Regions from separate parts of the Homo sapiens genome. Here regions 1 and 2 are each linked to region 3. A link is a contact called in ENCODE Hi-C or POLR2A ChIA-PET data. All regions are on one chromosome and are shown on one strand. The core of a region is the stretch at or near the end of the contact, and the rest is flanking DNA. Distances in the headings are between cores, read along the strand shown. Region 1 overlaps FOXP1 (forkhead box P1). Region 2 overlaps FOXP1 (forkhead box P1). Region 3 overlaps FOXP1 (forkhead box P1).

Region 1 (2,700 bases), core at 162-2,661, 120 kb after region 3:
ATCTTTAGGATAAAATTTGAATTTCTTTCCATGGCCTGAGGGCCCTACATAATCTGGCCACTTTCTACTTCTCTGACGCTGCCTTAACTACCAACCCAATCCCAAACTATAATCAATGTAGATACAGTGGTCCTCCTTTTGTTTCAAGCAAGGCAAGTGTCTTCCCATCTCAGGGCTGGTGCACTTGCTATCTCAGCTTCCCAAGATGCCATGAGCCCATTCTTTACACAACTGGTCCCTTCTCAGTACTGGGACTTAGGGACAAAGGCCACTTCAAAAAGCTTGTCCTGCCCACCTACTTAAGTTAGGTTCCAAGTTAGTCTCAATTATATCATCCTATGTGCTTACTTCAGAGCTTTCGCCCTGATCTATTTGCTCATTTGTCTTCCCCACTAGAATATAAGCTCAATTAGATAAAAGAACTATTTCTTTTCATCGCAATGCTCCAAAATTTCAGAAAAATGCCCAGCTCATAGCAAGTACTCAATATGTATCTTTTGAGTGAATAAATGAATCAACAACTGAAAGAAGTAACTTTTCGGTACTCTCTAAAAATATAATTGCCATTTGTTGAAAACTCATTATGTACTGGGTATTGTTTTAAGTCTTTTATAATCATTATTTCATTCTATTCTTACAACAAAGTTCTTAGCAGATATTATTATTTTAAACTCAATATGTGGATAAGAAAACTGAGGCACAGGGAGTTTTAGCAGCCTGACTCAACTCTATAAAGCTTGTGCCCATGGGAACTCTATATTTTCCAGCCAATACCCTAATATAAAAGTCCTGAGTTTTTGTGATATACCCTTCTGACTCAGGCTTGCTCAAGTGAATTTTGGCACTACCTGACCATGCTGGTACTAACAATCATGGGCCACATTTTGTAACAGGCAGGTAATGCAAATGAGCGAGGAAGGCCAGGTGTAAGGTAACAGGGAGAGGGAAGGAATGTGGCAAGCTGAGAAATCCTCACTTTATCAGCTTCAAGGGGGAAGCCATTGTACTTCCCCCTCCAATTACTGCCACATGGGCACATACCCTCAAGAACCTCAAGAGCTTTCAATTCTACAAATAAAGGCAGTAATCTAGATTTCTATTTAGTAAAATTCCAGAATTTTTCAAAGATGGCAGCTAACTTTTTAAATAAGTTATATTTAAACAAAACAAACATGTTGCAATCCCTGTAGCAAAGGATGGATGAGGTCATGCACTGTCTCCAGTTTTATGATTCCAGAGTGATTCAGAAGCACAGAGAAGCAGTACGGGTGACACAGAAAAGCACAGTAGGTGTCTGGGCAGATAAGAGCTTTCTAGAAGAATTCATTATCTTGAGGTTTTGGGAGGAATTGGAAGATTGGGTGGAAAACGCATTTCACAGGTCAGAATATCATACTCGAAGGCTTGGGGGTGAGGAGTAGGCAAGTCAACAGCAAAGATCAGCCATGAGGAGAGGGCTGGTGGAGGTTTCCTGTGGGAGTTTCGTTTTCATTCGGACTGGAGTGAGTAGCAGCTTTCTAGCTAAGACATAAATCGGTTAAACAATACTCTATGTGGCCGGCCACAGTGGCTCACGCCTGTAATCCCAGCACTTTGGGAGGCCGAGGCGGGCGGATCACGAGGTCAGGAGATCAAGACCACACTGGCCAACATGGTGAAAATCCCTCTCTACTAAAAATACAAAAATTAGCTGGGTATGGTGACGCCAGCTACTAGGGAGGCTGAGGCAGAAGAATCGCTTGATCCAGGGAGTCGGAAGTTGCAGTGAGCTGAGATTGCGCCAATGCACTCCAGCCTGGCGACAGAGCAAGACTCTGTCTAAAAAAACAAAAGAAACAAACAACAACAACAAAAAGACAAAAAAAAACAATGCTCTATGTGTATGGTCATTAGTGCTGTCTTATTTGACTTCTAATATTTTAAAGTAACCAGGCATATCTAAAAATAAAGGGTGAATCACCACTGTGGTGTGTGGAAGTGTGTGTGTGTGTGTGTGTGTGTTGTTAAGAATTCAACAGTCACAGGACTGAATTCCATCTTCATGGAACCCCATAGCTAACTAAAATACTTAACTGTTCTGAACTCTAGACATAAAAAAATACAGCAACTGAAATTTTTAAAAATACCAGAAGATAGATACCCAAATAAATTATCCTTTCCACAGTACAGAGGCAAAAACAAAAAAGAAAAGAAAAAAATGACAGAAACCCCCACCCGCCTACGTAGAATTGTATAACTAGAAAAACTATCTCTTAAAGCTGAGGGTGAAATAGAAGCTTTTTCAAACAAACAGAAGTTTATCACCTCTCTATAAGGACATTCTAAAAGACTTACTTCAGACCAAAAAGAAACAATTTCCAGGAGAAAGTTTTTTGATTTAAGAAGGTAGGGAACAGCCAACTTGTGAAGTAGAGTAAGTGAAAAGTAAATGCACTAACAAACAATGTGCAAGTCTCAAACATTTTTTTAAAATGTAGCAGTACCCCCACTTGCTTTCTACCCCAGCTCACGGTATTTACACTGTAGCAATATCAATCACCAAGGCCATGGACTGCAAATGTGAGTGTGCAGGGAGGCACCAGCTTGAAGCCCAAGTTCCCACCCTCCATAGTCCAGAGATTCTTAAACAAGTTCCAGGAATCTGCTGTTCTACCCAACAGATACCCCAGGTAACTCTGATAAAGATCTGAAGAACACTGC
Region 2 (2,700 bases), core at 147-2,646, 110 kb before region 3:
GTAGACTGATGTGAGGACAGAAACATGTTTGAGGAGTACTGATTTTAGCAGTGGCTGCGACGAGCTGGGGAAGATACTGGCACTTCCTATATACTGGGACTGTCCTGCTTCCTATCTTAGCCATCTTCTGTTCATTCTGAGCTACCAGCTATTCATCCAATATCTTCTTTTAAGGATTACCTTTAAGTTGGCCAAAGGGAATCTCTGTTAGTTGTGACCAAAGAACTCAAGCAGTATGATGGGAAGGCCCATGCTTGATGCTGATTCACGGGAGGAAGCTGAGTTTATTGAACTCTTGCTGAATATAATTCACAATATTGTGATATAGTGCTTCTTTGTTATGGGTGCTCCTAAATTATAAAAATTTGGCTAACAGTCACTTAAAGAAAGACCAGTGGCTGAACCTGCAAGTCAGGAATATTCTTACTAGTTCTTTGCAACACAGTTTTGGCAATATTTAAAAAACGCAGAATGGGACCAGGCATGGTGGCTCACGCCTGTAATCCCAACACTTTGGGAGGCCGAGATGGGCAGATCACCTAAGGTCAGAAGTTTCGAGACCAGCCTGGCCAACACGGTGAAACCCCATCTCTACTAAAAATAAAAAAAATAAAAAATAGCCGAGGGTGGTGGCAGGCCCCTGTAATCCCAGCTACTTGGGAGGTTGAAGTGGGAGAATTGCTTGAACCCAGGAGGCGGAGGTTGCAGTGAGTTGAGATCATGCCATTGCATTCCAGCCTGGGCAACAAGAGTAAAACTCCATCTCAAAAAAAAAAAAAAAAAATGCAGAATGGGTAAAAAGAGGAGGTGACTAAAAGGAGGAAATTTCCAGGATGCAGAAAGAAAAAGAAATGGAGCCACGGGAGTATTTCTTAAAGGACTCAGGACTCTTAATCTGGATTTCCAGGGGCCACAGCAAATCATTATAATGTATTTCTCAGGCATTGTGGTGAAAACAACATGGACTTTTAGAAGCATGCAGACCTGTGTGCAAATGTCTGCACTTCCACTTACCAGCTATGTGACCCAAACAAGACACATCATCTTTCTGGACCTAAGTTTTCTCATCTGTAAAATGGGGGTAACAATCACAGCTAGAACTCACTCATAAGCTACTTGGCAGGAGCAAACATGACAGTGAACACAAAATACCTCGCAGTCCTGATGCACAGTAGGCCCTCAACAAAATGGTAATTGTTATTACTGCGCTTAATAACATCCACGGAGCGCCTACGAATATCTACATAGTATGCTCTGGGCACACAAAAATAAATTAAATAGGTTCTTACCTTCAGGCAAGAATTTGTGGCTTTCGAATCTGAAAAGAACCCACTAAAATACAGAGCAGACTTGAACAAAGGTTATAATGAAATACAAACACACACTTGTGGGAGCCCAGACAAAAGAGTGAGTCACACAGGCTGGGTTCAATTGAAAAGGCTTCATAGAAGTCATATTTGAGCCAAGCCTTGAAGGATGAGTAGGATGTTAATAGGTAGGAGAGGAGGAAAAAAAAGACAGAGGATTGGCATCCAACACTGAAGGAAGCAGTAACAGGAGCTATAGAAGTTCAAGGGTAGGGCAAACAAAGGGCAGAATAAGGGGTCTGGTATAAGCTCTGTGAGCATTCCTGTGTCAATCCTGAACTCCCAGCAGAGGGCCAGTCCCTTAGGTGACACCCAGATATTTTGTGGAAAGCTAGGCTGGAGGAACTTCTAGAAGACACAGAGACTGGGGCCAGGGGATGAAGAGCTTTGAAGGCAATGCTAAGGAGCCAAGTCTTCATTCTACAGGCAGGAAGGCAAGGACAGGAAGGGCAGAAAGCAGGAGAGACTTCAGAGGTCAAATAAACAGTGTGTGGCAATTGGAAGGATGTAGGAGGGGAATGGAGAAGAGAGAGCTTTGCTTAAGGCTTTAAGTGTGGGAACCTATCTTTTTGAACTGAAGCAATTCTGTGTCTAGGACTATCACTGATAATATTAACAAAGTCAATGTTGACCGCAGAGAAACCTTTGACAGTAGCCCTAAGAATGGGATGGGCTGAGGCCGGGTACAGTGGCTCATGCCTGTAATCCCAGCACTGTGGGAGTCCCAGACAGCCGGATCACGAGGTCAGGAGATCGAGACTACCCTGGCTAATACAGTGAAACCCCTTCTCTACTAAAAATACAAAAAATTAGCTGGGCATGGTGGCATGCGCCTGTAGTCCCAGTGACTCAGGAGGCGGAGGCAGGAGAATTGCTTGAACCTGGGAGGCAGAGGTGCAGTGAGCTGAGATCGTGCCACTGCACTCCAACCTGGGTGACAGAGCTAAGACTGTGTCTCAGAAAAAAAAAGAAAAAAGAAGTAAAGAATGGGATGGGCTGCCCCATGGGCATGAGTGGGCACGGCAACCAAAGGCTTCTAACAGAACCCAGAAGAGCCCAAGCTTAAAGCACAGACAAGCTACAGTGTGACCTTGCAGAGCTCACTTCACCTCTCTGTGTCTTAGTTTTATGACCTAGAAAATAGTGTCAGCTGCAGTATATCTTTGTAAGGTTATCATGAAGATGAAAAGAGAAGACATGCGTAAAGGATTCAGAATGGTTTGCTGAACTGGCACATACAAAGTGTTTGGTAAATATTACCTCCTATCATTCCTATTATTTTTCTTATTGTCCACCAAGGATAGTGAAAAATGAGTACCAATGTCCCAAATGA
Region 3 (2,700 bases), core at 166-2,665:
TTCAGGCGCCACACTTGGAGGACTGTGCTCTGAAGCACTGTGCTTCCACCCTTGTATTGGTGCGTAGCTGCATCTCACCGCCAGTTAGAAAAGGGTTTTCTCATTTCACCAGGGCCAGCTGAGTCTGTCTCAGGTGTGGCATCTTCCAGGATTCCATGCTCAACCTCAGGGAACCAGAATCTCAGCCTCTCCCCCAAAGAAGCCTACTCTCAAGAACACACCTGACACCGCAATCCATTCCCCAGTCCACGTGGTTTGTTCTCACACCTGAATCAGAAGTCACTGCCTCCAACTGCTTCGCATCCATTTCAGAATAAAATCCAGGCTGGGTGCAGTGACTCATGCCTGTGATGCCAATATTTTGTGAGCCTGAGGCAGGAAGATCGCTTGAAGCCAGGAGCTTGTGACCAGCCTGGGCAACACGGCAAGATTCCATTACAATAAAAAATTTAAAAAATTACGCAGGCATGGTGGCACACCCACCTGTGGTCCTAGCTGCTTGGGAGGCTGAGGTGGGAGGATCATCTGAGCCCAGGAATTTGAGGCTGCGGGGAGCTACAATTGCATCACTGCACTCCAGCCTAGATGGCAGAGAACAAAACCCAGTCCTTCGCCCCGGTATACAGGGTCCTGCTGACCCCCTAACCTCTCCCACACCATCCTCACTCCCTACCTCCTTCTCTAATAACCACATGGAGCCACACTGGTCTTTCTGACCCCACACCACACTCGGCTTATTCCTTACTCTGAGGCTTAGCCCTCTTCATTCTCTGCAGGAAAGGTTCTTCCCCTGGCTCTTTGTACATGAGGATCATTCTTTCGTCTTTTCTTTCTTTCTTTTTTTTTTTTTGAGATGGAGTCTTGCTCTGTCACCCAGGCTGGAGTGCAGTGGCACGATCTCAGCTCACTGCAACCTCGGCCTCCAGGGTTCAAGCGATTCTTCTGCCTCAGCCTCCCAATTAGCTGGGATTACAAGCATGCACCACCATTCCTGGCTAATTTTTTTTTTTTTTGTACTTTTAGTAGAGACAGGGTTTTGCCTTGTTAGTCAAGGTGGTCTCGAACTCCTGACTTGAGGTGATCCGCCCGTCTCAGCCTGCCAACGTGCTGAGATTACAGGCGTGAGCCACTGTGCCTGGCCGAGGATCATTCTTTAAGTCTTAAATAGAAAGTCACCTTTTCCAAGAGGCCTTCCCTGGCTAGACAGGCTTTCCCAAGGTCTGTGCTTTCCACTGTATCCTGTGTGAACTCCCATTCCACGCAGATATCTTGTTCCTTCGTTTCACTTGCACTCTCTGCTTCTTTATACTAGAGGACAAACTCCAGGAGAACAGAGTTCTCCTGGTGGAGCTGTCATAGAGTTTGCCCTCTAGTAGAAAGAAGCCGAGAGGGCAAAGGTCTGTTTCCTGCCTTGCTATGCACTCCTCCTCCTGCCATCTACAGCACAATGACTGTCACACAGCAGGCACTCAGCAGATATGCGTTGAATGGATGAATTACTAAATCTAAATATACCATGCTATCCTTCCATTGAATAAAAAGCTAAGAAAAAAGAAAACCTCACTCGAAGCTATAATGTAACAAGTTATAAATGCCAGAGTGATTTGCAAATGCACACGACAAGATCAGTTACAGAAATGATGAATCTAGGCTTGGAATTCAGGCATCAGAAATTGACTTGGGTTGAGGACTGGAAGAGATTCTCCCTTCTATGTCGTAAATGACCCTTGAGAGGCCCACCTTGCCCCCTACAAAATATCTCAAACAATGTCTGAAAGGTAGGATCCTTAACTCTTGACTTCTTGAACTTCTTTTTAATGTCACTCACTCCCAGTGCCAGGTGCAAGAAGAAAAGTAGGTACTAAAATTGTCTGCACGCTGAGCTCCTCTACCCTGGACGACTCCGAAAAACCACTTGTAAGTATTCTATGTTAACCACAGTTCGTAATTTTGTCACAGGTGTTTGACTAAAAAGGGGACAAAGCCTTTTAAGATAGTACACCCATATTATGTCATTGTGTATATTCCGGACCACACCTAAAAGCTGACAAAATCTTTTCTTTCTATGCCATGGCAACCAGGAGAGTTAATGCTGCATGATTTTGCTAAGAGCATCCTATATGCTCCAAAATGTTCGCCTTTACAAAAAAAAAACATGTTAAAGTAGAATTTTAACACAACTTGTCATAAAAGCTGACACTAGTACACTGGAGAGGAAACCAAATGACATGAGTTGTACCTGGCAGTTCAACAGAATATAGGATCAATACTCTTTGTAAGGCAGCCAAAGCATTGGTTAGAAGTTCAAGTGAGGAGGATGAAGTGAATGAATATTCAAAGTATACTATACCAAATGATTTTTCTATAGTTATAAAAAAATCATTAAAATGCACTAAGCTTCACAAAAAGCAGCATAGTGAGGTGACACTGGTGCCAGTCCTGGTTTGGACATTAATTTACTTCTTGTGTGGCTTTGGAAAAGTCATGCACCCTCTCTGAAACACATTATCAGGAGAAGGTTTAATGAACTCGATCATCTCAAAGTTTCTTGCTAGTCCACATGCTTGTTGAGCCTATGAATGTTTCTGGACACGCATCTTAGGTGGAAAGACACAAAGAAAAGGGTGAACTCACCTCTACCCTGCTAATGATAAAACAAATGCTCTGACAGCTGTCTTCTTGTAGCAAAGACAAAGGTGT

The links. Hi-C counts contacts between places; a loop is a spot of excess contacts on that map. ChIA-PET counts read pairs that join two places held with the same protein, here RNA polymerase II (POLR2A). Pooled maps may share reads with other maps.
Region 1: a map of CD8-positive, alpha-beta T cell shows a loop between it and region 3 (8-fold over the local background). The contact joins two enhancer-like sites. A Hi-C loop is called at or near these places in 5 of 168 maps with a recorded cell type or tissue (CD4-positive, alpha-beta T cell, CD8-positive, alpha-beta T cell and naive thymus-derived CD4-positive, alpha-beta T cell) and 7 of 50 pooled maps. POLR2A ChIA-PET finds 5 or more read pairs at or near these places in 13 of 52 experiments (CD4-positive, alpha-beta T cell, CD4-positive, alpha-beta memory T cell, MCF 10A and 8 more).
Region 2: POLR2A ChIA-PET joins it to region 3 with 10 read pairs in common myeloid progenitor, CD34-positive. The contact joins two enhancer-like sites. A Hi-C loop is called at or near these places in 2 of 168 maps with a recorded cell type or tissue (aorta and mammary epithelial cell) and 1 of 50 pooled maps. POLR2A ChIA-PET finds 5 or more read pairs at or near these places in 4 of 52 experiments (A673, activated CD8-positive, alpha-beta memory T cell, activated naive CD4-positive, alpha-beta T cell and 1 more).

What each region holds. Positions count from the first base shown.
Region 1 is chr3:71,494,985-71,497,684 of GRCh38, forward strand. All of the region lies in intron 2 of FOXP1 (forkhead box P1), which reads right to left. Among named protein-coding and RNA genes, the nearest start is that of MIR1284, 46 kb to the right of the region's middle. RefSeq lists an enhancer at 2,465-2,700. Within about 2 kb of position 1,412, at least 10 of the 41 ENCODE cell types and tissues checked have a DNase peak (open chromatin) inside an H3K27ac peak, as active enhancers do; they include CD4-positive, alpha-beta T cell and CD8-positive, alpha-beta T cell, where a contact is called at or near this core.
Region 2 is chr3:71,256,820-71,259,519 of GRCh38, forward strand. The region is part of intron 5 of FOXP1 (forkhead box P1); the gene reads right to left. Among named protein-coding and RNA genes, the nearest start is that of FOXP1-AS1, 32 kb to the right of the region's middle. Within about 2 kb of position 1,397, at least 2 of the 41 ENCODE cell types and tissues checked have a DNase peak (open chromatin) inside an H3K27ac peak, as active enhancers do.
Region 3 is chr3:71,371,181-71,373,880 of GRCh38, forward strand. The region is part of intron 3 of FOXP1 (forkhead box P1); the gene reads right to left. Among named protein-coding and RNA genes, the nearest start is that of FOXP1-AS1, 83 kb to the left of the region's middle. Within about 2 kb of position 1,416, at least 2 of the 41 ENCODE cell types and tissues checked have a DNase peak (open chromatin) inside an H3K27ac peak, as active enhancers do; they include CD4-positive, alpha-beta T cell and CD8-positive, alpha-beta T cell, where a contact is called at or near this core.